4 separate regions of the Mus musculus genome follow, and all the other regions are linked to region 4. The links are chromatin loops, found by intact Hi-C in ENCODE. Cell type or tissue: left cerebral cortex. All regions are shown on one strand.

Region 1 (8,000 bases), 300 kb after region 4:
CAAGGGGGTTAAAGCTGTGTAAAGTGGACACAAGAATAGCAGGAGCGTAAAGATTCAGGACTTCAAGAGGAACTCTTTTTTTTTTTTTGTTTTGTTTGTACAAAGTTTATGCTTTTGAAGTGGTATATTTCTTCTAAGAATAGTTCTGAGTAATCCGGATCTGTAGAGTTCAGAAGGTGGGGGTATAGGGAAGAGGACACAGATGGTCCTTCTTAGTCCCTGTACAGAATAGGAGGTGCTCTCAACCTCTATCAGAGCAAAACAAGTCCTTTCCATTTCATTGAGTTTGAGCCCCTGAGAGTTTTGTTGCTGAGGGGAGATGGCAGTGAGTGACACTGGCAGTGGGCAGTGAGTGACTGCTGATACTTTCACAAAACTACGAGGAAGGCAAAGTCAGTCCAGCAACAAGCTTTGTGTGTTCAAAAACAGGATCAGTCTTTATTTTGCTTTCTCTAAGATACAGCTTTATTTCTTGTGGCCATAAAAATAAGAGTTGGCAATTGGCAGAAATAGTGAAGTAGTGTTTGTATGCCAAGTGAATTTTTTTGATTTTTGAAAAGGTTCAGATAAGCCAGGCGTGGTAGCGCACGCCTTTAATCCCAGCACGCGGAAGGCAGAGAGGCAGGCAGATTTCTGAGTTCAAGGCCAGCCTGGTCTACAAAGTGAGTTCCAGGACAGCCAGGGCTATACAGAGAAACCCTGTCTCAAAAAAACCGAAAAACAAAACAAAACAAGAAAAGGTTCAGATAAAATACTTTATTTGCAATATTAAGATATTAACTAACTTATCCTTTTTTGTTTCTGAATTATGAATAACAATTCCTTTATTCTGGTTAATCTCTCCAGACCGTTTGAAAAACGACAAAGAAAAAGAACCAATGGTGTTGAAACTTAAGGACTGGCCGCCAGGAGAAGACTTCAGAGACATGATGCCTTCCAGGTATGCTTTCAGATACAGATTGAGCGAACTCCATCCTTCACTTGGGGAATGCCAAGTTTCTCAGATAGCAGGAAAGTAGTTTTTAAGGAAGTATAAGACAGCTTCATGGTTTTACTGGTTCTGATGTTTTTATATTGTATGCACACCTTTAGGAGATAGGTACATTTCTAATGAGATGGAGAAAATAGTGACTTTAGATCTAGGTAGGAATGGTCTGCACATTTAATGTGGACGTGCCCTACCCTGAAGACTCTCAGGCTGGTTTTCAGACAGTCCTGGGATCAGACACACCCAGAGTAATGTGTCATCCCAGAGTCTAGTTCCTCTCATGAGATACTTTTCAGCTCTATAACCTGAAACATTCCAGATCATTTGAGCATACCTGTGTAGTTCTAAATATCAAGGCTAGCCATCTCTGTCTCAGATTTGGTCTTTTTTGTATAGAAGGTACAAATGTCCTAGTATACTAAAGTAGAAAGGAAGCTTGCTTTGCAAATTATTGGGTTTCTTGTTCTAGGTTTGATGATCTGATGGCCAACATTCCACTGCCTGAGTACACCAGGCGAGATGGCAAACTGAACCTGGCTTCCAGACTGCCAAACTACTTTGTACGGCCAGACCTGGGCCCCAAGATGTACAATGCTTATGGTAAGAAGGAAATAAAACATAGTGGAAATAAAACAAGATGTTTGGAAAAATGATTAGATAGAAAGCGGCTGGACACTGCTTTCGTTCTTGCACATTTCTCTATTTCTTGGTCACATGTGTGTGTGTTTTCATAATTGCAGTTTTAAGGCAGGTTACAATTTTATAGTTTTGTTTTCTACGCCTATAATTAATAGAACTTCATAATGTGTGGTCATTTCAGTCTAGGTGGATATCTAGGTCAGTTTTGCTATTGTTTCCCACTAATGTTATTGTGTGTGTGTGTGTGTGTGTGTGTGTGTGTGTTTTGCAGAAGTTATGATGCTATAGAAGAAATGAATATCTGAGAAGGTTTTGAGATCAGTTTCTGGCTTGGTTTAAGTATTTTAGCCAGAGGTAGAGCTGTGTGTCCTAGACACCAATATATGGCAGTGCTTGTAAAAGCTTTCCTTATGATTTGGGGTGGGGGTTGTTGTATATAATCTTGGTTCTATCTGAGTTGATGCTTCCTCAAGAGTTTAGAGTCTGGTTGTTTTAGCATAATAACCCATGCCAGTATGGGTAGGCTGTGTTAAGAGTCAGTTTATCCTTCTTTTGTTGTAACGCTCCATTTCACAGTGTTGTGCAGCCACAACAGCCTGCTGTCCCAGTTACTCTTTGGGCACTCTTCTTTGGAGCTTTACTCCCAGTCTCTTATATTTATGATTTTATCAATACATCATTGGGGGCTGGAGAGGTGGTTCAGTGATTAAGAGTATTGCTGCTCTTCCAGAGAACCTGGGTCAGTTCACAGCACCCTGATCAGCAGCTCTTACGCTAATAACTTCAGCTCTAGAGGGTCTCATAACCCCTGACTCCCGAGTATATGTACACATGTGACATACACTCAACACAGACCCAAAACACTAAAAAAAAAAAGATTTAAAGTATTTTTTGTTAATAGTCTGCTTTTATGTTTTAAGTAGACTGACTTTTCAGATACGCTTTCATGTGGCCGTATGTAACTTGTTTCATTCACCTTGGTTTTGACATGTTAATTCCTTTTTGTACTTGCATTTTGTACTTTTTTTTCCACCAGATAAATACCTTTTAAATTCATTGAAAGCTGCTATGTCTAGTACAGGTGCTCTTATGCTCACCATCCAGTGTAAACCACTGTCAGCTCTTTTATTATGATTGTCTATTCCATTGTCTTCCCTTTATATGTTCTTTTACCATTTTAAAGCACATCTCAAATTTCATTATTTGAACCAAATGCCCAAGGCTTTACCTATTTGTAGGGCTGTTATTTCAGCACATTGGAAACAAAGCAAAGTAGAGCTAGGTTTTAGGGTCCTAGGTGACACAAATGGAAACTACCATCCCTTAGTTTTAGCCCCTCTCAAATAGCATCCACCAAGCAAGCTAGAAGTGAAACCTTTCTCCAAACAGTACAGCCCCCTTTCTGAGGTTGCTGTGCTTCGTTTCCTACCCAGTACAAGAGGGAGAGTGCTGGTGTCAAGAGTGGCCACAGAGCAAGGTGAGCCTCCTCCTGTGGACACACTATGAACACGGAAGAGAATTCGGTGCAGTGGGCAGTGTTCCCTCCTGCCTGCAGGTCATTTTACCACTCTGATTTCTTGTATTCTTAGTTCTAAGCATCCTGGTATACTCAGGTTTTTTTCTTTCTTTCATTCATTTTTAAGGATTGATCACTCCAGAGGATCGGAAATATGGGACCACAAATCTTCACTTAGATGTATCTGATGCAGCCAATGTCATGGTTTATGTGGGAATTCCCAAAGGACAGTGTGAACAAGAAGAAGGTAGGATCTGAATATTGAAGCTGGGCTTACTGTCTAAGCCAGGATACACTGTTCACACTTGCTTTTTCTCTTATCTAGAAGTCCTTAGAACCATCCAAGATGGAGATTCTGATGAACTCACAATCAAGAGATTTATTGAAGGAAAAGAGAAGCCAGGAGCCCTTTGGCACATATATGCTGCTAAAGACACAGAGAAGATAAGAGAATTCCTTAAAAAGGTGAGTTGCTAATCTTGTGTCATGTGGGGGGAAGCATAAGAATAGCAATACTATAAATTCCCATACAGTGCAAATCCGTATCAATTGGATGGGCTGTCAGTAGTTGCTAAGAAACAAGGATTCTAAAAAAGGGGCGGCCTCGTCTTCTGTGTTTATTTTCAGTTTTAATGCACTTGGAGATTTTTGCTGCCTTGAGTTTGCCTGATCATCATATTATACCTTTTGTTGTTGTTAATACTGCCTTGAAAATAGGAGCATTTCACTAGTTCATGAATCAGTCCTTGGCCCCAAGGTCTCATGTTCTGAATAAATTGCTAAAGTCTCAATTGGTTTTGTTCTCATTTGGTGAGAGACTCACCTTAAGTGATTGTCATTTAAAGGACTAGCAGGAGCCGGGAGAACTCAGTTTCACTGTAGTTGCAGAAGTTATGTGGAAGTTCCCAGCTCTGGAAAGATAGAGCTGTCTCTCCTGAAACTTGTTCAGTGTTGAGGCTGCTGATTACAAACCAGGGATTTGTGACTAATACTCTGAAGTCATACCTGAGTCATAGGAACATTCCTAGCCCATTTGTGGTCCTGACACCAGGTAGGTTCTTTAATATCCAGTTGCTAAAAATCAGACTATTTGACTTCTGGTCACCATATTCCCTTAATGATGTCACTTTTTTTTTGTAGTATGGTTTTCCAGACACTGAATGTAGAAATCTTTGGGACTGTTTCATAAGTCAGACAGTAAATGCAAGACAAGTTGGTTCATGAGGAATCTGTTTACATTTAAAAAGAGGAGGACCTAAATATTGTCCAAGAGAGTACAGACTGTAGGAAGTGATAGCAGGAAGCACGGTTCTGTGTTTCTCTTGATTGCATTCTGTTAGTGAGCTTGAACACTATTTCTACCAGTGGGAACGCATAACTTGAAGACGGCCTGATGTTTATTGACTACTTGTATTTTGGGAAGGGAAAACACTCTTACTGGGTTTGACATTTGCTAAGTTGCATGCTATTTTTACTGTATTGTAGGTATCAGAGGAGCAGGGTCAAGACAACCCTGCAGACCATGACCCTATCCACGATCAGAGCTGGTATTTAGACCGATCGCTGAGAAAGCGCCTCTATCAAGAGTACGGCGTGCAAGGCTGGGCTATTGTACAGTTTCTTGGGGATGTGGTGTTTATCCCAGCAGGAGCGCCACATCAGGTCAGAACCTGTTACTAATTCCTGTTTATTGCCTTTCTGCTGTGATCTTGTGGACTTCTTACAGACGTGGCTTGATGTCTTCCAGGTTCATAACTTATACAGCTGTATCAAAGTGGCTGAAGACTTTGTGTCTCCAGAGCATGTTAAACACTGCTTCTGGCTTACTCAGGAATTCCGTTACTTGTCACAGACTCATACCAACCATGAAGATAAATTGCAGGTAAAAATAGCACCAGGTCCAGGCATTTGCTGCCTATGGCTCATGATTCAGTAGTGACCTTAGAGAGTCAGCCTATCTGGCCATGTCACCGTTGGGATAGCTTTCTACCTAGTCCTACCATGCGCGTGAGTGATAAAGCTACAAGGCCAGAGAAAGCCTCACCCTGGTCATTGCTTAGGCACTGAAAGTCCTTATCCCTGGCTTAGCCACAGCCAGTGTTCTGGAACACAGGACTTTGTACTGCAGTGCTTTTGCTACTTGTGGTTGAGCAGGATTGGAAGAACTGAACATTGGGATCAGATGGGGCTGTTGTTCAGAGACTTCGAGTAGTGGTGTGAATATGTGTGTGTGGCAGCTCACATTGCAATCCCAGCTTCACTAATCCAGAGTCTGAGGAGGGTTTGAAGGCCACCCCGAGCTATACAGCAACATCACAATTTAAACTAAATCAACAGTGAATTAATGCATATTGCTTCAGGTTTGAAAACTACAAGTCTGATAAAACACTGTATACTCATCCTTGGCCAAAACTGATTGTAAGTTCTTCAGAGAAGGATGGTGTAGGTATGGCATACTGGTCTCCAGGAGCCAGAGGCCCTCAAATTACATGTTGAGCATTAATTTAAGTTCTAAGAGAAGTTTGTGTATGTGGTGAAATTATTCTTGGTGAGAGATTTTAGGTTTTAATGAAACAAGTAATTTTTTTTCTTCTGTTGCTTTAGGTGAAAAATGTTATCTACCATGCAGTGAAAGATGCAGTTGCTATGCTGAAAGCCAGTGAATCCAGTTTGGGCAAACCTTAACTCTTCTCTGCACAATGGAGATGAATTATTGGCAGCTGATCAAACTCTTCAGGCAGGATTCCTGTGGACTTTGAGATTTCCTGTTACCTCATCTTCTTTTTTAAAGTACACCTGACTTGGGAGGGTACTGTCTCTAATGTATATTTCTAGTGTTTACAGACACTAAGTGTGTATATGTAGTAACTATTTACAGACCACGCATCCTTATACTGTGACTTCACCTAGATCTTCTACCAAGCTGAAGACCCTGCTGGCTCTGAAACAATCCTTGCAGTTACTCCCCAGCTGTTCGTCTGGACAGCTCATTCAAGTGGATTTTTAACTATTAGGGATCACTGCGAAGTTTCGTTGGATTTTATTTTATGTCCTTCAGAGCACCCTCCCCCACCCACTAGGGTCCAGAAGAGCAATGGAGGAAGTGACAGCTAATGGTGCAGTTCTAAATATATATTGCATAGGACTGGCATTATATAGCAGAAATAACTACTGTATAATTCTTGGGGTTAACCATCTTTAGTTAATGGAATTTTAATTTAAATGAAGCTTTGCTAATTTTAAGTGGTAAGCATTTTGCATTAAAATATTCCTATAATATTTTGTCGCTGTTCTTTGTCCTTTATTCTTTGTTTACTCTCTCGAAAATAAAAGGGCTAAACTATTGAATTAGATAATCATTTCTTAGTGACTAATACAGCGCTGATCTGTCCTGCTTTTGTTAAGAGCCATCACCAGTTTGAAAATGGGAACTAACCAAAACCCAAATAGTGACTGTTAACTGCTAGGGTTAGGACAGCTGCACCTAAAGTCCTCATCTCTGTGAAGGGACAGCATTGGTAAAGAAGGCTACCTTGTGGTCCCTCTCCTGGGCTGCAGAAGGAATTTGTTCATTAGTGCTAAGCAGACAAGGCCTAGAGTGTAGGTGTTAACCTTCCAAGTAATAATACATTTCTAAGTCTATCGAAACAGTTGGTGAATATTTCTTAAAAGCTCCTTTGTAGATTTGGATCTAGAAGCTACACTATTGCTTAGAAATCAGCTATGTCAGAACAGCAGCGTAGGGAAGCCACCTTCAAGCCTGCTGTCAAAGGTTCTCATACAGAATTACAAGAACTGTTACCCAGAGTTGAACTTACCTTAATGACAAAAGGCAAGAGCCAGCAAGAACTTTCACATCCTCATATATACCTGAAGTTAGATTATGAACTGATCTAGTTCTTACTCTGGAATCTCTAGTGTGTTCAAAGAAGAATGTAAGAAATGTGTCAAAGAAATTGTCAGAATGGCCATGTTTAGAAAAAATCTGCATGCAACTTAAAATGAAGCAGGATGGTTACAGTTAGAAATTCAATGTGAGAGGCAGCAAGAGGGCTCTGGTTACTTAAGTGTTTTTCCTCTAATGGGATTAGAGGAGGAGAGAAAGCCCCATACAGTTGTCCTCTGACTATTTCACATAAAAGTCACACATGTCCCATATCAGTTAAAATAATGAAGTATACAAGAATAAAGTTCTATGAATTACATCACGGGGGGGGGGGGACGGGACGGACGGGACTTTACATTGAATATTAGGAAACAAAAAGGATGCTAATTTTCCAGTTTTGTTTTTTCTTGTTTTTGGTTTGGTTTGGTTTGGTTTGGTTTTTCGAGACAGGGTTTCTCTGTGTAGCCCTGGCTGTCCTGGAACTCACTCTGTAGACCAGGCTGGCCTCAAACTCAGAAATTTGCCTGCCTCTGCCTCCCGAGTGCTGGGATTAAAGGTGTGCGCCACCATAGCTCGGCAATTTTCCAGTATTTTAACACATGCCATTAGATTGAGCAAACCTATCTAAACCAATAAGGATATATTTCTAAAATGTAACAACCTAAACTTTGGGGGAGACAGCTGAGTCTAAAGTACTTGATCTGAGATCAGATTCCCAGCACAAGCAAAAACCTGGGCATGGAAGTACCTGTAGCCCCAGTTTGCTGAGAACAGCCTAACCACCTTCTAACCCCCAAGTCAATGTCATATCCATGATAGAGAGTAATTTCTAAGACTTCTCCAAGTAGATGGGGACAGAAAGCACTTGTTGCAGAGGACCCACAGAGCTGCTTCCACTTGCTTGCAACCTGAGCTCCATTCACTGTGGTACCATTTATTTCTATCTTTCCCAGACAGACAAAGCACTCAGA
Region 2 (8,000 bases), 270 kb after region 4:
TCTTCAAGTTCATACTCTAATTAGCATATGTAAAACCCTTCTGTTGAGGGTTCTTTGCATTCTGGGCTTTCAGAGGTCATCTTGAGGGCACTGACCCTAAATGCTCTGGACTTTGCATCTCAAAGTAGTCTGAGAGCTAAGGCTTGATCCCTTTCTGATTATTTATCTTAAATATTGTAGGCTTTGAAATGGAGGCATACCTGGTAGAAACATCATACATTCAAGTAGGGTAATGGAAGCATACAACCTCAGCATTCATAATTGAGTTTGCTTTGTTGTGTTTAGGTGTGTGTGGAGTTTGATGGGGAGTCTTGGAGAAAGAGAAGATGGATAGATGTCTACAGCCTTCAGAGAAAAGCATTTTTAGTAGAGCATAACCTGGTTTTGGCAGAACGAAAATCACCTGAAGTTCCTGAGCAAGTTATTCAGTGGCCTGCAATAGTGAGTAAAACTTGTGTTTCATTGAACTGACAAATAGAGAATATTTAATCCACTTGGGGTGAAACAAAGGCGATATAATGTCCCTTTGAAACAGTAGTGTAATATGTCTAGCAGTGTGGAAGAGCTAGGGGAGCACTCGGGACCTTCTGCCTACCCTGGTTGGAGCTCTATGACTAGGCAGGTCCCATGACTTTTTAGGACCTTTTAAGAAATCAGGATGGAGGTAGAAAGTAGCAAGACAGGTCACACAGATCTTTGCTTTGGCTCGGTGGTCGGCATTTGAAGAAAATTGAGGTTTGCTGCTGACGTTTTAAAAAGTGTGGCAAGTGCATTTGACAGGCAGCACTGACTGGACTCAGTGGGCATTAATGAAGAAAGAGGATATGAGGAAGGCGGGAGTGGGAAGAGGGAGCTCAGAATATGTTGTAGCTTTAAAGACTAAACCCATAGAGGATTTCACGTTGCCTACATTGTAATTATGGAGCAAAAGTGATATATGGATCTGGAGAGGACAGCCCAGACAGATTGCATGGGACACAAGCTGGAGCTTGAAGGAGGAAGAGTCTGGTATAGAGTGCTTGGAGACGCTGGGAAGCAGATGGAAAGCTGCCAGATTGCGCAGGATGCTAGCAAAAGTTCAGATTTTGTTTCCTAGTGAAAAGCTACTATAGGTGTTTGAACAATATAGGGCTGTGGTTGTTCCACCCTTTCTATTTTTACAGCTAAGAATTTTCTGAAAACATACCCTGTCTCTCAGAAAAACATGTATATACTTCTTTCCCACATGAGTTTTTGGGAAATCATGAATCTGTAGACCTGTGTGTTAATAACTTCCAAATGTACATCTGGTTTAAATTACTGGGTTTAAATAAATGTTGTAATCTGGTGGCAGCATAAATGTTAGGAAATCCTTGTAGTAAATAAAAACTTAATGGCTTTGTTACTTCTTTATGTGTGGAAAGTTGTCAGTTCCTGCTTCCAGAATGATGTCAGTGTAGTTAGAATGACATAACAGGTTTTTGTTCTATTATTTATTTGTTTGTTTTTGTTTTCAGATGTACAAATCTCTTCTAGACAAAGCTGGCTTGGGAGCCATAACTTCTGTTCGGTTTCTTGGAGATCAACAAAGTGTATTTGTTTCCAAAGACCTTTTGAAACCTATACAGGTAAACTATTGGAATGGTATTTAACGTACAAATAGAAGTTCTTTTAATGTGAGAAGTCAAATGCTCTTATTCATTGCCCTTGTGCATATGCCTTGTAGGGAAGAAATTTAACAAAGTTGTTGTATAGCATCTGTTAGATAGCCTGTGAGTTTGTGCTCTCTCTTCAGAATTAAAAAGATAACGGTATCACATTGATGATGTGTTGTGTGGTGTGGAAAAAAGTAGGTGATATGAAAGTGATTTTTCAAAGTTACTGTTTATATAGGTATGCTATATGCAGTCTTCATTCATGAGTGCTTTGCCTATTTGCTCAAATGTAGCTATAAACCCCAGTTGCTGTTACCATTCATGGCCCTATGTGGAGTCCTGCACAGAGCAGTAGATTTCAGCTTCCTAATGCCAGTCTCAGCTGAAGTCACACACAGAGATAGTCTTCTGCATTTTTACTTCAGCTTTGATAATATAAAGAAATTTGATTGTGCAGCTTAGAAATGCTGTTTCTTTCCCACTCCATTTTCATCCTTTGCTTCTTTCTTTCCTTCTTTTTGTCCCCCCCCACCCCCACTTTGTGTGTGTGTGTTTATGTAATTTCATTATTTTAAGTGTCCTTAAATGTTACAATGCTGTCTGGTGCAGGAAAGTATTGAAGAAGGAAATATACATTAGTTTACTAAGTTTGGTTTAGCCATGATGCTCAAGGTTAATGGATCAGTATATACCAAGGAAGATATCTGTCTTTGAACCGATAAACATATAAGATAAAATTATTGCCTATTGATCAGTTGATGAAAATGTGACCAGAGGTTCATAAAAGCCCTGTATTTCTCCTTAGAGCAGTTGTTCCATGTTCCCTAATTCAAAGATCTTAGCAATTTGGTAGTCAGTTCTTACCATCAAGGGTAGTCACAGTGCATGTCCAATCAGTTTGCAGAAAGAACTCAGATCTTTTTTACAATAAAGCTCTTGGATCTTTCTCGTAGGTGATTGGTAATAAGAGTAGTTTTTATTTCTGGGCGTTGCTTTTAGAATTTATATCTTCATGTATCCTAGCTTTTCAGTGAAAGACTTCTTAGTTTTGTTTCTTAAGACTGAAAAATAGAGGTTGAAATTTTTATTAGTTCTTGGGAAAAATGCACTGTGGCTGTCAGCATAATTTATTGAAGGAGCTATAATATGTATGTTACTTTTTCCTAAAGAATGGTCAAAGTTCATTTCTTTATGGCATCATTCTGTAAAATTCTATGGTGGAGGATATATGATTTATCTGCTTGCTCTAAAGTAATATAGGTTGCACCTGAAAAATCCTTGGACATATGCAGAAGTTGAAATTGAAACTCTTGGTTTGCCTTCACATTGAATATGATAATCTGTGAATAAGAAAGGGTTTCTAAACCAGCTGGCATATTTGTTGGGCCCTAAAAAACTTCTGGGTATAACCTATTACGTACCCCACCACTAGTTAGCTCTCTGATGCTTTGTTTCTAAGAAGAATGAGACTTGTTTCTCTGCCCTGTTGGGTCGTGCAGAAGATGCTTTGAAGATCCAACTGAACCTCTAAATAATGGATTTCTAGACCTTATGGGTCTCAGACATCTTGTTCAATGAGAACTTAAATACTTGCCTACAAATTAGTATTCTTGTCCCTCTTTATGGACCTTGTTCTTATTTGTACCTGTTTTTAAATTTTTCATTGTGGTATCGTAGACTGTGTCTGAGATCCAGTACTTGACTGACCCAATGTTTCTCTTGATGTTACGTGACTTTCTTGCCTTCAGGATTTGTGAAACCCAGTGTTTGGTGGGTGCTAGTCATTTGACTCATGAAACTTACCACTAACTGAAATCTGCATTTTTGCCTCTTCCTGTTCATGTTTGAGTGGTTTTATAATGCTTTCTGAAACACTTCACTTAAAAAAGAAGTCAAACAAAGAAACAACAACAACAACAACAACAACAACAAACTTCTGGGTGAACTAGAGTTAGTCTGCCTCATTGGAGAGCCCTGGGCAGCTATCTTTGGGAGTAGGAATTGGAGATTGAACTGTAATAGCAATAAATGCATTAAGTAGTATACACCCACATCTGAATGTTCATTAGGGATTGAATGAGCAGATATGGAGCCTCTAGATTTTATCTGATGTTAACTTGGCCAAAGAAATGTAGGTTTTTTTTCTAGCATGGCCCCTTACTCTGTGACTAGTTGTTTACAGTGGGAGAAATGAGTGACCCATTCTTGGCTACCAAGTCATAGTAAATAGCCTGAAGGTCTGCTACTCGGGGACTCTGTGTTTAGCAGGTTTCTTTTTTTCCTTTGTCCTGTTAGAAGTTGGGTTTGGCAGGTTACTCCTATTGACAGTTTCTGTATAAATTTATCATAACTGGGTTTGCACGCAAAACCAGGGAACTGTGGAATAAGGCCAAGAATGGAGCGACTGCCAAGAACAGAGTGTCTCAGAAGAGGCTTACTCTGGAGTCTTAGGCTATTCATTCAGGTTGTCTGTTTGTCCCTCCACTTTTTATAACAGGAAACGTGCATTTAGAATACTAGTTAGATTTCATGAGTTTGTGTGAAATTTAAAACAATTTCAGTGAACTAACAGTATGTACGTGCCTTGTGTATTTTCTGGGTTTTCCCATCCAAAGGGTTTGGGATATAGAGTATTTTTAAATTTGGATTGATTAGTTTGATTTGTATATTATTCTCATAACCAAAATTACGTCATGTCGACTCCTAGTATATTTTTTGAAAACAAATTTTTATTAGTGTGTGAGTGTGTGCCAGTTGTGGTGTGAGTGCCCTTGGAGGCTAGAAGAAGGCATTGGAACGCCTGCAGCTGGAGCTGACAGGCGCCTGACACCGCCTCTGGCAACCAGACTTAGGTACTCTAGCAGAGCAGCAAGTGCTTTTAACCCCTAGCCATCTTTCCAGCCTGCTTCTCATAGTTCATTTATGTTCCTAACTTGGGTGATTTAACTTCATTCTGTTAAATACTTGTAATTGTTTGACCTATTCAGTTCACTGGAGTTGCAGTAGTTTGTTAGGTACAGTCAAATAGTTAGAAAATACTGTTTAATCTGATTGAACCAATTTGAAACATTCAACTCTTAACCTTCATAAACAACTCTTTTGTTCTTTGATTTTACAGGATGTTAACAGTCTTCGGCTTTCCCTTACTGATAATCAGACAGTCAGTAAGGAATTTCAAGCTTTGATTGTAAAACATTTGGATGAAAGCCATCTTTTACAAGGTATGTAAATAATCTGCTGTTGACAGTTCATGAGTTAGCCAGTGACAGGCCTATAAGAAGCGAGGATTTAGACTTTTCACTTACTTTCTATTGAAAGAAACATTTTTTTTTTTTGAAGGAAACATTTTCTTTTTGATGTTGGTAATTGGAAATTTCTTTTTCAATCTAAAATCTTTTTAAATTCTGTTTGCTGCTTCTTTCTATATGGTACTATGTGACCAACAGATCCTTTTTTTTTAGGCTAAAGCTCCTGTGATTTTGAGAGTTCAGAGGTAGCATTAACAAAACCCAGCTATATTTTGGCATAGACTTGCTGTATTTGGAATTTTTGTCATATGAAGTTGATATATTTGGGAGCTAGACAATGGTGTCTCATGCCTTTAATCTCAGCACTTGGGAGGCAGAGGCAGGAGGATCTCTGAGTTTGCGGTCAGCCTGGCTACACAGAGAACCCTGTCTCAAAAAATTATTAAAAAATAAAATAAAAAGAAGCTATTATGTGGTAATCTCTTTTTTCTTTTTACTGTTACTAGTTTCTCAGTCATCTTCATAGCTGTAAGCTTTTGCTTTAGTTTCTTTTTTTTAACCTTAGCTTTTCACCCCTTAGCAGTTTTCTGGTAGATTCCTGCGTTAGATTATTTTAAAACTTCAAAGGATAGTGAGTTCACTTTTGATGAATTGTTTAGTACTTCTTGGTTCCATAGAATATGGTAATGTAAATATATTACCACACCTAGGAGAGAGAATGGAATTCTTTTCTCTTTTTTTTTTTTAAGGTGACAAGAACCTTGTTGGTTCAGAAGTAAAAATTTATAGCTTGGACCCATCTACTCAGTGGTTTTCAGCAACTGTTGTACATGGAAACCCATCATCCAAAACTCTTCAAGTCAACTGTGAGGAGGTAAAAGCAGTGATAACTGATGTCATCCTACAGGGTAGGGTACTGTGCAAAACAGCTGTGTTCTTCATGCTAAACCCTCCTTTTATAAAATGTTAAAGTTAGAAACAAAAGACATTACAGTTGTTGTAAAATGAAGTTATTTGTGTGGTATCCTATTGACATGTTGCGTTAATTTCCAACTATTGTTCTCAACATTTACATTTCTTCCAGTATCTTTGTCTTCTTTTTTTAAGATTCCAGCACTGAAAATTGTCGACCCAGCACTGATTCATGTTGAAGTTGTACATGACAACTTTGTGACATGTGGTAAGACACACTGATTAAACCTTTCTTCTCTTTTTCGTTCTCACATTAAGTGAAAGAAGGAAGCCTGTGTATTCACTATTCTATATTATAGGTAATTCTACAAGAACTGGAGCTGTAAAACGCAAGTCTTCTGAGAATAACGGAAGTTCGGTTTCTAAACAAGCAAAATCTTGTTCTGAGGTAACTGATTTATTTTTGTCACCGTGTGAAGCATTGTTTAACTTTAATATTGCATGTTAGTCTTTAATAGTGATGGAGCAGTTTGTTCTGTTCTTCTGTGTTGTCTTGTCTGCTGCTGTTACAAGTTCCAGATCTTGGCCATAATTTCTATACTCAAGCAGATGGAGATAATATAAGTTTTGGGTTCACTATTTTGGGTGTCTAAAAGTTTCATTTTTTTAGTTATTTGGTTAAAATTTGCAGTATATGACAATTTTACTATTAGAATTGGTTCTGAAAGTCATTGAGTTGTGCAGTTAAATTGAAAATTTGTCTGGTGTGAGAGGAAGGGAAGAGCCTTAGGATTGTGAGAAGGTTGTTGAAATGGGACCCTTAGTTTGTGATGACTTGCATTGCTCATTTGTGACTAAGCATACAGATGTATTACCTTTTCTGAATAAATGGCTGATTAATTTTTGGCTCAAAAAACTGGCTTTTATGGATGCCATGTAAGTTCAGATGTTTTATTTACTTCTCTTCTGAAATATTCTTTGGGGCTGTTTCTCATTTTGTCATTAGGACCTGTTACAGGACAAATAAATTTTACAGTTTAGGGATTCAAATGCATGTGTGTTAAGTGAATAATTTCCCACATTATTGTATTCTAGGTTAGAATTCTAAATTGACTAGAATGATACCAAGCAGACTGCTTATAGGACTTAAGAGAGGCCCTTAAATATTAGGCTATTAAGGCATGGAGAATAAAGTCAAGGAAAGATCTAGGTAGGGTTCTGGATCAAAGGCAGAGTAGACTACAGCACCGGGATGTGCTAATTTGGGAGTCTATGGCCTTTCCTGCACCTTTTGTCTGTTCAGACAAGAATTTTGATACTTCATCTAAAGGTTCCTAAATCAAGGTGATGAAAACCTTTCTCTTCCTTGCAAATGTCTAGGCTTGAACCTCTTTAGTGGAGACTCAGATAGTTCTGGGAAGAATGAAGAGGTCATAGTAGAAACTAATTAGAAATTAATATTATGTGTCTTCATTTAATTTCAAATATCCCATGTATGAAACCAGAAAGCTGGTGTGTTTACTATGTGCTGGGTACCTGGAGGACCAGAGGCCTGGGGAGAGAAAGGAAGCACCTTGAGAGGTGGAAGGGGGGGTTCCTTAGGTTAGTCTTGAGTGTGTGATGTGACTTGGGAGTCAGTAATAGTAGAACATGGGCACTGGTTAGGTTGATGGAATTAGCTACTGTAAGAGGTTGTGAAGTGAGGCAGTAACCTAAAAGCATAGCATTAATTTGGCTTGGTGGAAGACTAGATGTTTGGGCTGAATAAGTAGGGGAAGATCCAATACAGTAACTGAACTGAAAAATGTGGATGTTTGCGCCTTGGAGCACACCAATTCTAGTTTATAAAGCTCAAATTATATGGTCAGGTGACCATGTATAGTATAGTACTGTGTACTTCTCGGTATAGGAGGGTCTGAGCTGGTTAGAGATCCTTATTCTAGAAGAAATGGATAATAAATCTTTTAGGAAAGAAATATTAAAGGACTATAAACAGAAAATGATTGTAGTGCTTCTTATGGTTATACTCACAGAGGATCTTGCCTGGTAATTCTGTGTTGTTAGAGGCTGTGTAAAAGTAGGTAGAATTATAGCCGTGAGAATTTGACGTTGGTGGAATTGTTGACAGTCTGTTATAGAAGTGAGTAAAGGCCAGTTGGCTGCATGCTACTTGTTCTCGAGAATGGATCAGCTTACATAGAAGTGT
Region 3 (8,000 bases), 280 kb after region 4:
TTGTTATTTTCTTATAGTAGAAAATTTTGTTTCTATAGCTAATATAAATATGTGGATCCAATATTTTTACTTTTACAAAGGTAAAATTATATGGAAAGGGAAGGGGGAAAATATCCTAGCTTTTTCCCATAGGCCAGTCATGACTTAATATTTTTTCCAGCTTGGGGTGACCTTTGTGATGAGCCACATAAGAACAAGAATCGTGTCCTCAATCTTTATTGCATTGCCAAGGCTTATCGTGGTACCCAGTAGGTTCCACTGCCTACAAGAGTCCTAAGTGGTCTGGTCTCCTGCCAATCTACGCAGTAAGTGCGTGGTGGGCACTCAAGTCATGTCCAGATGATTGCATGTGAAACAGCTATCATTGAAGCTGTCACCTAAAAGTTCACCTCTATGCATTACATTAATAAAGCAATTGCCACATTTCTTTCTTATACAGTAATAGAGTTCTGAAAAAGATCAGCTTGTAACCTTACAGGATTACTTAAGTTTTTTGAAAACCAGGGTGCTCTATTTATAGATATCACATAAGTCTCCTTGGTATTCAATTTATTACTTGTTTATTCTGCTGGTCTTTATTTGGCAATGGTATTGTGCTTACTTAGTATTAAACAAAGGAAATTACCTTTATTTCATTAACATATGATAATTCCCCACTAGGGGCTTTGTATTTAATGTCTGTTGGTTTGGTATCTTTTAGGCCTCTCCCAGTATGTGTCCTGTACAGTCTGTTCCCACAACAGTGTTTAAGGAGATCCTGCTTGGCTGTACTGCAGCAACTCCATCTAGCAAGGACCCAAGACAGCAAAATACTCCCCAGGCAGCCAATTCTCCACCTAACATTGGAGCAAAACTTCCTCAAGGGTGAGTAGTGCTTTGTTCAAAGTATTCAGTCATAGAAGTAAATCATTGTTTCTGTCTCTGATATTCCTGGGGTGTTTTCATGGGAGCTCCTTGGGACGGATTGACCAGGGGCCTTCAAGTATTAGAGGCACCCAAACATGGAGGAAAAGGGAATGAATTGGTTGTACGTAGAAGACTTTGATCAGTGAGGGTGTGAAGGAGAGGGCGGTGTGGTTACAGTGAGAGTTAGCCTAACATGCATTGAATCACAGTGATAGTCAAAATGTGGTTATGGAGGAGAGCTGAGCATAGATATATGGAGCCAAGCTTGCCTGTCAGGTCACAGGTGAAGAATACAGTGTGCAGCTTGGAATTTTAAAGTAGACTGAGGGAAGGCTCTCTTGTGAGGGAGGGAGTGGTAGCCTGTACTTGGCAGTTGATACAGACTTGAAGATATGGGTCAGTGACTTTAATGTAGAAAAGTCAGTTTGGAAGACAGCTGTAAAATAGTGTGGGACAGAGAACATTAATTAACTAGGAAAAAAGTGGGTGGCAGCCTGGTATAGATCTTGGAGACACTGCCCAGTGTTGGTTGCCTTGTGCACAAGTCTACACACACACACACACACACACACACACAAACACACACACACACAAAGACACGCATGCATGTACTCACATGCATATGTATGCTTGAAGGGTTAAACAGTAGGAAATTTAGTGATATCCAAACAGAGTTTTAATTTAAAAGTATAAATGAGAAATATTTTTCTAGGATGAAATTCTGGATTAGAAACAACAGCAGTGGCAAAAGAAATATTATAGAAATATTATAGAAATTGTGTTTGGCTAGGCAGAGAACTCTAGTATGAATTCCCTAATAAGTAGTGGGAGGGGACTAGAGAGATGGCACAGGGTCTAAGAGCACTAAGAAGATCTGGGCTCAATTCCCAGCACCCACATGGTGGTTCAGAATCATCTATAACTCCAGTTCCAGGGGAATCCAAGGGTACCAGGCACACAGGTGGTGAGGTGTACATGCATGCATTCAGACAAAACATAAAAAAGAATAAATCTAATAAAAATAATACACTGTATAAATATTGAATTTTCAAAGAATAAATAAAAATATTTTTAAAGCAGTAGAGGAAATAATAACTTCCCACGTATAAGCAAGTAATTAGTTTGTCTTATTTGTTTTGGGTCCTGGCCACTCATGGTGGCTTGTTATTAATAGCAGAACAAGTGTTTTATGCTGCCTGTGGTTTGTAATGTTAAATTTATGTTTCATATTTGAGGAGATTTCTATTTCTCATATACATAATATTTCTGATATATACTTAAAGCTTTATGTTGATATATGTGCCTGCCATGAGATTGAGTTTTCAAGTATTGGTAAGCAAGAATACTAGTTTTCTCTTTCAAATTTAAATAATTTTTGGTTTTGTTATATAAGAAACTTTTTTTCTGAAGTAGAAAAAGAAGACATTAAATAATTGGCCTTGTGTAGACTTTTAATTTGATACATTAAAAATAACTGAATTTTCTAGCTGCTGTATATATGTCCTGGTTCCATATGATAATGTTTGAGCAAAAGGCACTGTTCATTATGCAGTAAGAAGCAGGGGTCCTGAGCATGCAGGGAACGTGTAGGATTGCATTTTTCTGAGTGTGTAAGATACTTTTCTCAACCCCAGCTCACAGAAACCTTTCCAAAATTTTCTATCACAACAATTTTCTTTTTTCTGGCTGATTGCCATACCAACAACCTGTACCGTTTTTAGGGTGATAAGAAATAAGAGAGATCTAGATGCTACTTTTCCTACTGTTTTTCAGATGTCATAAGCAGAACTTACCAGAAGAACTTTCTTCCTGTCTAAACACAAAACCTGAAGTACCGAGAACAAAACCAGATGTCTGCAAAGAAGGATTACTTTCTTCAAAATCTTCTCAGGTTGGAGCTGGAGACTTGAAAATTCTGAGTGAGCCCAAAGGTAGCTGTATCCAGCCTAAAACAAACACTGATCAGGAGAGCAGACTGGAGTCTGCTCCACAGCCAGTCACTGGCCTTCCAAAGGAGTGCTTGCCTGCAAAGACTTCCTCTAAGGCAGAACTGGACATTGCCACCACTCCTGAACTGCAGAAGCATCTAGAACATGCAGCTTCCACATCCGATGACCTTTCAGATAAGCCAGAAGTGAAAGCAGGTGTCACTAGCCTTAATAGTTGTGCAGAAAAGAAGGTCGAACCTTCACATTTAGGTTCCCAGTCACAGAATTTAAAGGAAACTTCAGTAAAAGTAGATAATGAAAGCTGTTGTACAAGAAGCAGTAATAAAACCCAGACTCGTAAGTGTTTCACATCTCAATTGGTAAATGATATGTTTCTTCCCTGTGATAAAAATATGAGAATGACTAGAAATTTCCCCCTGCGGGCTGGTATACATTTTTATTAACATTTTAATGCTGCAGGGACTCCATACTCTGACTTAAAATGGGTTAAATCTTTTTTTTGGTGATTTCTTTGTCTTCATATTGTTGCTGTCTTTGTACCTGTGCTCTCACACAGGTAGTTCAAGTATATGTCGTTATGTTGTGTCATCCCTACCCCCTGTGTTCAACACTGAGCAGTTTGTAAGGTTAGGCCTTGGCGTACTCAGTTTTCAACCTAAGTGCTCTTAGTGCAGAGAAGATGGTACACCATGGTTCCTACTTCCAAGTTGAACTTTCCTAATCCAAAAGTTCATAACTGTTTTAAATTCAGAAACTGTTTGAGCCACCAACAAGATACCCCAAGTGGAAAAGTGGACTCTGACTTCAAGTGGTAGAGTTGTACTAGCCGTGTAGGCACACTAAGAAACATGTGAATTGTGTTTGGTCTTGGGTCCCATCCCAAGCCATCTCAATTAAGTATATGCAGTAGTCAAGCCCCAAGCCAGCAAATTGCCAGCACTAGTCATAAGCATTTTGGGTAAGGATTATTCACCGTATACTGTCAGTAGATGTCCATTCTAATAAGGGCATCGTAATCAGAAGTGCTGCTACTATGATTAGAAGATCAAAAGGACCGCAGCACGTCAGAAGGTCCAGAGCTCTTACAGGAAGGTAACCTTTGACACCTGACTTGTTACTACTTAAAAACGTCAGTGTGGATTTTATAAAGTTATTTAAACCCTTGAAATGAACAACAAACTCCATTCAGAAAAAAGCAAAACAACTACAGTGTCAGCGAGGTGGCTCAGTTGGGTAAAGATGTCTGCTGCCAAGCCTGATGACCCAGAAGCCACATGTTGGTGGGAGACTGATTCCCTTGTTGTCCTTTGAGCTCTAGGTGTGCTGAGATGCATGACAGCACAACCAGACCCACACTAATGTGAGAGGCTTCTGACAGCAGAAGGCAGAATGGTTAGGTTGACTGGTGAATCTTTTTTGTCTAGTGTTGGTTAAAATAGAGAAATCCTTTGCCTAGGGATTCTTCCAACCCAGCTTTGTCATTCTTGAGGTTCAGGTTAGATAGAGCAGTTAGTTTGCATAAAGTTAATTACGTAAAATACATAGTTTCTTAGGAGTTATGTAATTCCCAAGAGAAAGTGAATATTCATAACCACGTATCTGTTCTATTTATGCTTTTTGAGTCATCAGTCCTCACAGCTCGTTTTTGAAGCAAGTCATTTTAGTTTCTGTGAAGAGGCAGTGAAAATCCTAGTTGAGTAAACACGTGGCAGGTACCTGAGTAGGCTGCGGAGTTGAGCTTTATCTCTGCAGTGCAGCTGCCCCTTACTTATCTGGACTAGAATGGGGTCAGCAGCCAACTAGGATCGCTGCGTTGTGCCCACTGCAGTTACCTGTGGAAACAGAAAGACTCTGGAAAAGGATTCTGTTCCCTTGCTTTGCTTAGGGGCTGCAAAGGCAAAAGCCACCTACAATCAAGTACCTGTCTTTGTGTTCAGTTTGGCACCTCAGAAATGTGCTTTGGCACCGGGCAGTGGTGGCGCACGCCTTTAATCCCGGCACTTGGGAGGCAGAGGCAGGTGGATTTCTGAGTTCGAAGCCAGCCTGGTCTACAGAGTGAGTTCCAAGACAGCCAGGGCTGTCTCTAAAAACCAAAACAAAAAAGACAAAAAAAAAAAAAAAAAACCCAGAAATGTGCTTTGGCGCTTTTTCTCTTCTCTCTACCTAAGAGATTGCTGTCCTTATTAAGCTCCATTTGGACAGTTTAATGTAATGACCTGTCCTTTTAAGCCAGGTCAAATAAAATAAGCTTTGGATTTCACCCACCTATATATAATATGTGGATACCTGGCCAACTCTAAAAAGATGGTGTCTTTCAGTATCTGAGTAATTAAAATTGTATCACTGCTTCTATTTTTTTGTGTTACAGGATATTTGATTATTGTATGTAGAAAACCTAATTGTAAAATATAAAAAGCTTAGTTAGTCTGATACAGTTGGGTGTGTCCCAGAGAGAAGCAATTTGGGTGTGCCTCTAAAAGTCTTCATAGAAAAGAATGCTAAAGAATGGAAATTTCCTGCCTATTTTAAGGCAAATTGCTTGGGGGAACTTAGGGAGAGTTCTGGTCTTTATGACTGGAGGCAAAAATTTGCTGGATGGCCTGGAGCTGCCCCTCCTTATAGGTGAAATGGTTTGGCCCCTACTGCCTTGGCTTAGAGCCCCCTCTCTCACCCACCCCCCACCCCACCATAAAGGTGACTCAGTCCAGCCTGCCAAGGGTGTAGGGGAGGAGCTAGAGACTTCTTTTGTAACAGTTGGACCTTTGAGATCTTTCTGGCCTTGGCTCTCCCTCTATGTTTTGGGGGGACTGGAAGAACATCATGGAAGGAGCTCCTGGTAAGAAACAGCCATTGGTCGGGGCACAAGGTGAAGCAGTCTGCTAGGAAAGAGCTAAGGAGGCCTCTCAGGTTTGAAGGAACTTAAGAGAAAGACTGACTCCATAGAATGACACAGATAGGAAGATTTCTAAAGAGCTAGCAGCTTAGTTGTAGTTGTAGCATCAGGCTTGTAATTAGATATTTTGTATATAGTTAAGAAAGTTATCTCGATGAACTATCATGTTTTTAATCTTAAAGACACCTGTGTTTTAATTAGTATAAATATTAGTTAAACTGTTACATACTACAATTTTTCCCTCTTTTGCTCTCTTTCACTCATAATATAAATGTTCATTGGAGTGAGGACTGACAGCATTGTTTAGCACTTTATAGTGTGCTTTTGTTTTGAGTTTATTTTTGTCTAAGAACTCATATACCCCAACTCCTTCTGGACCCCTAGGGAAGGTCTTTTTCTGTGAGACACTTCCGAAGTCTCTTGGGGTATGGATGTTCTCCTGCGTTATTTGGGTGACCACAGTAACTGATTCTCTTTGTTGCTGTGACAGTTCTACCTTTTCCTTTAGAAACTACATTAACATTCCCTTTTATAATTCTTATGCCAATTACCATTGACACAACATAGAACCTGAGTTTACTTAGGGTTTTGTTTTTTTGTTTTTTTGTTTGTTTTTTGAGACAGGGTTTCTCTGTATAGCCCTGGCTGTCCTGGAACTCACTTTGTGAACCAGGCTGGCCTCAAACTCAGAAATCCGCCTGCCTCTGCCTCCCAAGTGCTGGGATTAAAGGCGTGTGCCACCACGCCCGGCTAGGGTTTTGTTTTTAACCAGTGCTCTTAATCCTATAAAAGGAGGTTGCACATGCACCAAGGGTAAGGCAGGTGATCCCTCGGGAAGGCATTTATAAAATAGCTTTTACTTTGTGGACTAGGAGGAAAACAATTAGGTTCTTATTTTGAATAGCTTTTGATAAGGTTGTTTTATGAAAAATATTTTAACTAGTTTTTTGAGCATGCAGATGGATCAACAGAGCTGTCTTTTGCAGAGGCAGGCCTGTGGGCGTAACCGAACCCTGCAGTGACTGTACTGAGTTTGATTTAGAGGAGGTCTCCTGGCAGGTTGCTTTCAACTAGCCTGTAGTTGTAAATCTGGCTGTTGAATTTGGTGGTTTGGTTGGCCACATTTTTGTTGTTTGTTTCTTTGTTTACAAAGATCAGAACTTTGCTAGTTGTTGCTTTGATTATCTTTTCTTGGACTATTTTTCAGAAATTTTAGCTGAACCAAAAATAGAAGTGTCTTTACTTTGGGAATGTTGACTCTTACTTTCCTAGAATTAAGCCAAATATTGATGTTCTATTCAGAGATGTGAAAATTTTATTTCCACTTTCTTACTTTCCTAGCCCCAGCCCGGAAGTCAGTTTTGACAGACCCAGATAAAGTCAGGAAGCTGCAGCAGAGCGGAGAGGCCTTTGTTCAGGATGACTCCTGTGTTAACATCGTGGCACAGCTGCCCAAGTGTCGGGAGTGTCGACTAGACAGCCTGCGCAAGGATAAGGACCAGCAGAAGGACTCTCCTGTGTTTTGTCGCTTTTTCCACTTCAGGAGGTAAGGCATTTGTTAGGAAAGACTAAGGTAGTCTGGTCTCTGCATACTTTTTCTTCTCAACAGGACATCTAGAATATAGAAATTATATTTTTTGTGTTTGATAATGTAGACTTTTCTGTATCTTATTCTGTATCTTATTCTTTTACGCTTTTCCTCATACACCCCAGGCTAGCCTCAAACTGTGTATAGCCAAGGATGACCTCAAACTCCCAGTCTTTCTATCTCTGGTTCCAGAGTACTGGGATTTCCAGGCATGTGAAACCACACTTGACTTAATAAGGTGCTGAGAAGAGAATCTAGTGCATGCTAAACCTAAGCATTCTACAAACTAATTTAAATCCCCAGACCTCTGTATATGTATTTATATACTGAGCTAAATCCCCAGCCCTCTTTATATATACTAAGCTAAACCCCCAACTCCTTTTTATATATATAGCAAAAAACATATTAAAAGTACAAACTTTTCAGATAGTTTTCATAGAAAAATACCCAGGTAATTTTAATGTTTTGGTCAGGAAGTTTGTTTGGGCACACTTAATTGGTGTATTGTATAAGCTGTTTTGAATCTTCACCAAAGTATAAGAAGGAGTATCCATCTTCTGCAAATATTTTGGATTTCTGTACCGTATGCATTAGAATTATTATATAGCACTGTGTCTCAGGTGATCAGTTTGTTGCACACACCTCTGACCCTGTATTCTGATGG
Region 4 (8,000 bases):
GTGATAACTCCAGCTTGTGTCAACTTGATACACAAAACCAGCCATGGGGGGTGGGGTGGGGGAGGGTGACAGAATCAGCAGAAAACAATCATTCATTATGTACTAATTGGTAACATGGTAGTGGAAATAAGCCACCATCAATAGAAAAGCTTCATTCAGGAGGCTTTGGGTGTTTGAACATTTGTTTGCTTGTTTGTTTTCTCCCAACCACAGGAACCACAGTCTCTCTTGAAACAACTAATAGTCTTTTGGATTTATTGTGTTACTATGGTGACCAAGAGCCCCCAGCTGACTATCCTTTTCAACAAACTGAACATTTGGAAAACTTGGTAAACAAAATTAAAAACTTGGCTTTTTTGTTTCTAAAATAATATTTTCTCAGTGGGTTAGGGTTCTGTGTCGTGTCATAGTACTAAAAGATTTTATACTGAGGTGGCCTTCTGTAAACATGATAGGGACACATGAACTTGTTTTCCAGTCACTTCTAATCAATGTGCACTATACAAAATAGTATGTTTTGTTACGACAGTTTCATACTTGTATGTAATGCATTTTTATCATACTCCCTCCACCTTTACCCCCTCCTTGCCCCAGTGGTCTTTTTCATATTCCCAATTTATCCCTTTGTACGTTGTCTTTATGACGTATATGTTTTAGGAGATTGTACAGATGAGAAAAAGCAAGCAACGTCTGATATTTTTAATCTATAATCTCTAGTTCCACTGGTTTTCTTAGAAATGACATAATTGTCAACTTTATAGCTCAGTAGAACTTCAGTGTGCTTATGTTCCACACATTTAGGGGGGAGATGAGCCTAGGCCCTCCATATAGTAGGCAAGGACCGAATTGTGAAACTGTGTCTTCTTCCCCCACTTTTGTGGTTGGTTTTTTGTTTTGGAATTTTTTTGTTGTTGTTGCTTGTTTTGTTTTATGAAACAAGGTTTCTCTGTGCCCTGGCTGTCCTGGCATTTACTCTGTAGACCAGGCTGACTTAAGACTCATGAGATTTGCCTGCCTCTGCCATCCAAGTGCTGGGATTAAAGGTGTACATCACCATGCCCAACCCTGTTCTTTTGTTTGGCTGGTTGGTTTGGTTTTTGAAACAAAGATGTTGCTTGGACTAGCCTTAAATTAAATTCCACATGCCTTGGCCTCCCAAGTAGCTGCCTTGTAGGCTCCTTATTAGGCCTAGCTACTCATAGCTGAGTGTGCTAGCACACCTTTAATCCCAGCAGAGAGGCAGAAAGCAGTTCTCTGAATTTGAGGCCAGCTTGATCAGATTTTAAATGAGTGATTATCTGGAGATAAAACAAAGGTAACAAATTTGACTTTCTCAGTGTGCACTAATTTTCACACTAAAGGAATTCACTGTAGGTGTGAACATTTGGGGGGCTTTCCTTTGCCTTTTGATGATCTGATATTTAAGTTTTTTAAATTTCCTTTTTTGTTTAAGTAGCTTGCAAGCAAGCATTGTCTTACCTTTTATTTCATCTGTTCTAGGAAGAAGCTGCAGAGGAAAATAATCAAACATCCAAGATGGAGTCTGGTCCTTGGAAGTATGTTAAACATGAAAATCTTGTGTTATAGGAATTTTACAGTACATGAAAAATATGCTACATTGTCCTCTAGAGTTGCGATCCCATAAAATGTTCTAAAATAGAAACTTTTTTGTTCATTTTACAGATTTATTCCATAATCTGTCTTTGTATATTATATTTTATACCTTTTGCCTTTTTTGTTTTGTTTCATGAGACAGAGACTCTGTAGTTTTGGTTTTCCTGGAGCTCACTATGTAGAAGAGGCTTGCAACAAACTCACAGAGATCCTTGTGTCTCCTGAGTGCTGGGATTAATAGTGTGTGCCACTATACCTGGTTTCTCAGTTGCTTCTTTAAGATTCCACTTATATAGCCCAGGCCAACCTCAAACATGGACCATTCCTGCCAGGGACTGGTATAAGAAGTGTGCTGCATCACTTGTGGCTTAGACTATTATGTTTTATAAGATTGTTACCTCCTGCCAGCATACAGAAATCCATTTAGGGTTTGGCCTGGTTGTACTTTGTGTTGTTTTTCATCTGTGTATAGTTTAATTAGTAATGCTACCTTGAGATGTAGATCCCTAATTCTTAAAGATTTGATTTGATTGGATATATAGAAAAGAAAGGCTACCATTAATTCTAGAAATTCTAGTTTAGAGAGATGGCTCAGTAGTTAAGAGAATTTCCTATTCTCACAGAGGTTCCAAGTTCTGTTCCCAGCATCTTGTATGTAATTCCAGCTCAGGGAGATGTGACCTCCATGGGCACTAGCACACACTCAAACAGATGCACACACATGGACTTTGTAGTAAGATCTTAGCTAGTATCATGGGGTCTTCAGCATACAGATACATTTATACAAGGTAGGTACCATTTTCTTACCCTCTAGTAGAGAGGCAAAACTGCTCATGCTAGAATATGTCAAGACTCAGGATCAAGGTTACCTTGTGGAATTTTATTTTGGATGGGGCAGATTTCTTGTCATTCCTGATCATGGCCCTGACATCTATGACAGCTTAGGATCTTTAACCAATTTTGAGGTGATATGTACATTGCCCAAAACATTTCCAGAAAGTGGTGGCACTCAGCACTAGTTTTCTCTGTGCCTCCAGTTGATCTTTCCTCTGCTGTTTCTAGAGCACAAAACAATGCTGAGAGGATCTTCGCTTTAATGCCAGAGAAGAATGCACGCTCCTACTGCACGATGATCCGAGGGATGGTGAAGGTACCTTTCTTTGTTTATTTGTATCTTGAAGTTTATTTGTATCATTGAGTTTGTTCTGTTCCACCCCTATGCTAAAAGGGCTAGAAAATGCCTGGGATCACGAATATATGCAGAATGTGATATTTTGGGGGTCAGTTTTAAGCAAGATACCTATTTGCTTCATACATTTTTCAATAAGCATAACATGAAAAAATTATATTTTTTGAGACAGGGTCTCTGTGTAACCTTAACTGGATGGATGAGCATACAAGGCTTAAACTCCTGAAAATGTCCCAGCCTCATTACAGGTATTCCACAATACCTGGAAAAAAAAATTCTTTTTCCCTTTTCAGACACATCTCTGAAATTGTCTGTCCTGCCCTCAGACTCAACAAGACTTCCCAGAATAATTGGGATCCTGGGCATACACTACAATACTTAGTGGTCATTTTACGTAATATCTTTGTCAGCCTGTGTTGTCTACAACCTGTTAAATGAGATCCTGATTTTGTCTTTGTGTCAGTCCTCAAAAATTTTTGAATTTAGTAGCATTTCAGACTTTTGAATAGGGATGAACAGTAAACTTCATTAAGTTTTGTGAGTTTTTAAATTTCATGCATGTATTCATGCATCTGTCTGTGTTTAGGTTTATTATGTGAGTGAGCGGGTGTTGGGTTTTTTGGAGTTCCTATGGGAATGAGAACGCCAGTGCTTTTGGTTGAGCACCAGGCTGTCTTAGGGACTGAGCCGAGCTCCCACACTGAGACTGACATGTTAGAGCAGAGCTTGTAGGGAGCTTTCCGGTGTGTGTGGAAGGTGTCCAGGTGTACTGTCTTCCCCAGTTCTACCCATTAGATGTGAGTGACTTGTTTCTGCCTCATTCTCAGTTGTGACAACTGAAACTGTCTCTAGGCATTGCCAGTGCCTCCTGGAAGAAACCCGCTTCACTGGGATGCCAGCTTCCCAAGAGTAGGCGTCTTCTGTGTTGTGTGCTCACCTTCCCAGTTGGGGAGACTTTGATGATGTTCGCTTTTTCCTCTCCAGCACCGAGCTTATGCACAGGCACTGAACGTGTACACAGAGTTATTAAATAACAGACTTAGTGGTGAGTTTAAGGCCCTCACACCTCTGTCTTCCTCTAACGCAGTGGTTCTCCACCTTCCTGATGGCTGCAACCCTTTAATAACATTCCTCATGTTGTGCTGACCTCCAATCCATAAAAGTATTTTCATTGCTACTTCATATCTGCAATTTTGCTACTGTTTTGGATTGTAATGTAATACCTGATATGTGAACCCAGAGGTCATGGCCCACACAGATGGGGAACTGCTGCTCTTACTAAGATTCAGTGAGGTCTTTGGATTTTGCTCTAGTTGTTTTGGGGCTTGGGAGGGTGTTTTTGTTTGTCTTGTGCTCATAATTAAAACGGGAGTGGAGAACTAGTTCTAAGGCCTTACTGAGGTTAGCTAAGACACCAAGACTGACCATTATCTCATTTTCAGCTTTTATGAGGTGAATTTTCAGCCTCACGTTTTGTTACTTTTCCCTTACAGCTGATGTATATACCTTTAATGCATTGATTGAAGCAAAAACATTCATACTCAATGAGAAATTTGAGGAAAAATGGAATGATATACTGGTAAGCAAGCAGCTTCTTTACCTTCAGCTACCTTACTAGTAAAGGTTAACTTAGCATTTCTGTGGAGCAGCTCCTCAGAGCCTATCTACCAGGAGGGAAGAAAGCACTGATCATCAGTCACCATATACAGCAAGAATTCAGGAAGAGCTGCAACAGTTCACTGTAATTGTTCTTGTTGTAGGTTACAAAGGTATCATATGCATTAAAATTCTGGCCAGAGATGACAAAGGGAAAACACGAGAAAGGATTTTGGGCAGAAGTTAAAAGTAGAACGTTTTAGTCCCATAGTTCTTAGGTTATTTTATTTTGTTTGTTTTATCTCAGTTAGGTGGAAGATTGCAGATAGACACCATGACTTCTTGCATGGATGATAGGATGGAGAGAAAGAGGCTCCTTGGCCCCCTGACAGTGTTAGGCTTTCCTAGAGGGTGGGAATGCTGCCCGTGCAAGGCAGTGCTTAGTCACGGTTTGGGGGTTTTCTGATTTTCTTTAAGAAAAGACCTCACTGTGCAGCCCTTACTTGCCTGGAACTTGCTATATGAGCCACACTTGCTTTGAACTCACAGAGATCTTTTGTTTCTGACTCTTAGGTGCTGGATTAAAGGTGTGGACTGGGCTGTTTACTTATTAAAGCATATAGTTTTTAATTGGGAGTATGGTTGTTAATTTGTTTTACATGTAGCCACAGAATAAACTTTTCTCAACAGTTTTGGCAAATTACCTTAGATTAAAAAATGTTTCCTGTTTTGGATTCACCCAGGATCTACTGAAACATATGGTTGCACAGAAAGTGAAACCAAATCTGCAGACTTTTAATACAATATTGAAAGGTCTCCGGAAGTGTTACTCACTTGGAAGGATACCAGCCTTACAGATACTACGTGAAATGAAACATATTGGAATAGGTAAGGAATCCACACTGAAGATGAAGTGAATAGGTGGCCGCTGGGCTCAGCCACAAAAGCAGGAAGTGTCTTCATCCTTAACGTCAAATCATTCTGTTAGGGTTTTCTTACTGCATCTGTAACTTCAGGTGCTGTTGGCCCTTTGTATCTGTTGGATCTATCTTAGAATTCAACCCCAGATAAGAATGGCAGGAAAAAATAATTGTAAACAGTTTTTGGTCATTCAATCCTAAATAATACAAGAAGTATTTGCCTAGATTTTATGGCATATCAGATATTACTGGTGGTCTAGAAATGTTTTGAAGTACACATTAGGGTATGTGTGGGTTATATGCAAATATGTCACCATATCAGCATATAGTAGCCAGGCATCAGTGGGATTCTTGGTCTATATCCCCATGGATACCAAGTGGACACTGTCTGCAGCAATGGGCTTGCCTTATACTTGGTGTTCTCTACAGGAAATACAAGGTTACTTTAACATTTGAGAGACATTTTTTCTGTAGCTCTCTTGATTTTGATGGAAACTGATTGCTTTGTTAGCCAGCTTTAAATTCCATGACATTTTTCTAGCATGATTAGATGCTCTAACCCAAATTATGTGCTAACATGCTGTAGATACTTCAGTAATTACTTGGAGATTAGGTGGGCATTAATTGACTTCATGGTGCTTTGCTCTTCTCACTGATTGTATGAATATGACAAAGTATTGCTGTCTTTACGGTGATCTCATCTGCTTATGAGATGAGCTAAAACTATCTTCAGAGGAATAGAAATAGTAACATTGTGTTTCAGCTTTATTTTGGTTAGCTGTGTTTTTACTGGTTTTTTTTTCCCCCCTTCATCTACCTGGTAATTTGAGAACCCTCACTTGCAACATACCATCATATTATTCACCTCTTTTATCCAAGAGGTATGTATAACCTTACATTATCTTGATTTGTATATAAATTGACCATCTCTGTTGAGTTGTTAGAATTGTTAAAGTATCTGCTCTATATATGAATTAAGAACAGAGAATTCACTGGGCGTAGTGGTGAGTACCTTTATTTAATCAGAACACTCAGGATGGGGAGGCAGGTGGATCTCTGAGTTCAAGGGCAGCCTGGTCTACCTACAGAGGGAGTTCCAGGACAGCCAGGGCTACATAAACCATGTTTTCTGGAAGAAAAAAGAAATAAAAGAGTTCAGAGGTGGGAAAAAACAGTGACTGCTCTTCCATAAGACCCAGGTTCAATTCCCAGCACCCATGTGATGGCTTAAAATCATCTATAACTCCAGTTGCAGTGGATCCTAAGCTGCTTCTGGCCTCCAGGACATGCATAAGCAGACAAATACCCATGCACGTGAAATAAAAATAAATAATAATTTAAAAATAGAATTCAACCCTACATGGTTGCCTTCCTATAATCCTGCACCAGCACTTAGGAGGGAGAAGCAGAATCAAGGTTGGAGACATGGTGTGACTAGTGGTACCCTTGATTGCAATATAAAATACAAACTTGGAGAGGGCTATCAAGTGTACTATATCATTCTTGCACTACAAAAAAGAATAGGCAAGGTGGGTTGTAATTAAGGGTTTCTTTTGGTCTTTAGAACTGTGCTACTCAGTATAATCGCTTAGTAGCCATAAGTAATTACGTAGTTTATATTATTTTTAAAATCTTGACATTAAGTCTTACCATTCATTCTCTTTCCTTTGTGGGTTCTAAGAATCAAACTCCATCATCAGGCTTGGCAGCAGTTGCCCTTGTGTGACACCGAGCCATCTAGTGCCCCACAATGTGCCCTTTCTTAATCTGCCATCTACACTCTTTGCCAGTTATCTTCCTCAGTGATTCCTCTTCTCCTCTCACATCTCATATATGAACATATGCACCTCTGTAATCTAGATGTTATTTGAAAGAGAAATGTAATATTTGTGTGAATGTAACATAACTGTACTTAATATGATTATTTCCAATTCTGTTTTCCTACAAATGGGACTTAACTGTTGCCCTTAAAAAGACCTCTATCATGTATTTCAGACCTGCTGGCACCTGTCTATAATCACAGAATTTGATAAGTCAGAGCAAGCATGTTAGATGTTTTCCAGGCCAGCAAATGCTATATGAGTCTCAGAAAAGGGGATAGAGGGGATCTAGGAAGATAGGACAGCCTTTAAAATGCTTGTTACACAATCAAAAAACTATAGACTTTGATCTCCAGAACACAGGTACACACTTACAGTCCTAGCAGAAACAGGTAGGTCCTTCACCTTGGGGCAATCCAACTTAGCCCTTTTTTCCTTGACTTGCTCTTGTCATTGCATTTATTTTATCAAAGCACCAAGACAGATCCTGTTTCAAAAAGGCTTGATAGTTCAATGGGCTAAGTGTTTGCTTTGTAAACCTTGAGAACTTAAATTGAATTCCAGAACCAATGTAAAGCCAGACTAGGTAGTGGGCATCTAATCCCGTGTTCCACGGTGAGATGGGAGGACGGGACTAGGGAATCCCAGAAGCAGCTTGGGTAACCTCTGGTCCATGATAAGTCCTTGCCTGTGGCACTGTCTTGAAGTGTTGTCCCTTTGATGGTTTCTCTCTAGCAATTTTAGAGTGCTAGGTTAGGTCTTACATTATATTCTGAGACTCATTTTTGAATGAGTTTTTTTTTTAACACATTTTTTTCTATATATAAAAATAGAATTTTGAGGGCCAAAGAGATTGATTTA

Evidence for each region. A loop is a pair of places that touch in the nucleus more often than their neighbours do. Peaks named below come from ENCODE experiments on the same cell type or tissue, not always from the same donor. Only the 100,000 strongest peaks of a DNase experiment are listed, where the experiment ranks them.
Region 1: a loop joins it to region 4, with 2.3 times the contacts of the local background. A loop is called at or near these places in 14 of 42 quality-filtered maps.
Region 2: a loop joins it to region 4, with 2.3 times the contacts of the local background. A loop is called at or near these places in 7 of 42 quality-filtered maps.
Region 3: it touches region 4 in a loop (2.6-fold over the local background); 15 of 42 quality-filtered maps call a loop at or near these places.

What each region holds. Positions count from the first base shown.
Region 1 is chr6:71,587,463-71,595,462 of GRCm38, reverse strand. It overlaps Kdm3a (lysine (K)-specific demethylase 3A), which reads left to right. Exons shown (of 27, transcript NM_001038695.3): 21 at 847-940; 22 at 1,458-1,588; 23 at 3,271-3,390; 24 at 3,469-3,608; 25 at 4,629-4,805; 26 at 4,891-5,025; 27 at 5,748-6,493. The coding sequence ends at 5,828. Among named protein-coding and RNA genes, the nearest start is that of Kdm3a, 41 kb to the left of the region's middle. In left cerebral cortex, no CTCF peak of the experiment used is centred here; a DNase peak (open chromatin) is centred at 3,662.
Region 2 is chr6:71,618,200-71,626,199 of GRCm38, reverse strand. Kdm3a (lysine (K)-specific demethylase 3A) reads left to right here. Exons shown (of 27, transcript NM_001038695.3): 4 at 286-441; 5 at 1,497-1,607; 6 at 4,753-4,855; 7 at 5,632-5,756; 8 at 5,990-6,062; 9 at 6,154-6,242. Among named protein-coding and RNA genes, the nearest start is that of Kdm3a, 11 kb to the left of the region's middle. In left cerebral cortex, no CTCF peak of the experiment used is centred here; a DNase peak (open chromatin) is centred at 4,020; H3K27ac peaks cover 829 bases.
Region 3 is chr6:71,606,696-71,614,695 of GRCm38, reverse strand. Kdm3a (lysine (K)-specific demethylase 3A) reads left to right here. Exons shown (of 27, transcript NM_001038695.3): 10 at 701-864; 11 at 2,680-3,191; 12 at 7,090-7,294. Among named protein-coding and RNA genes, the nearest start is that of Kdm3a, 22 kb to the left of the region's middle. In left cerebral cortex, no CTCF peak of the experiment used is centred here; DNase peaks (open chromatin) are centred at 4,516 and 6,739; H3K27ac peaks cover 1,942 bases.
Region 4 is chr6:71,890,669-71,898,668 of GRCm38, reverse strand. It overlaps Ptcd3 (pentatricopeptide repeat domain 3), which reads left to right. Exons shown (of 24, transcript NM_027275.3): 8 at 214-329; 9 at 1,501-1,556; 10 at 2,677-2,764; 11 at 3,788-3,848; 12 at 4,297-4,382; 13 at 5,143-5,287; 14 at 6,150-6,200. Among named protein-coding and RNA genes, the nearest start is that of Snord94, 12 kb to the right of the region's middle. In left cerebral cortex, no CTCF peak of the experiment used is centred here; no DNase peak of the experiment used is centred here.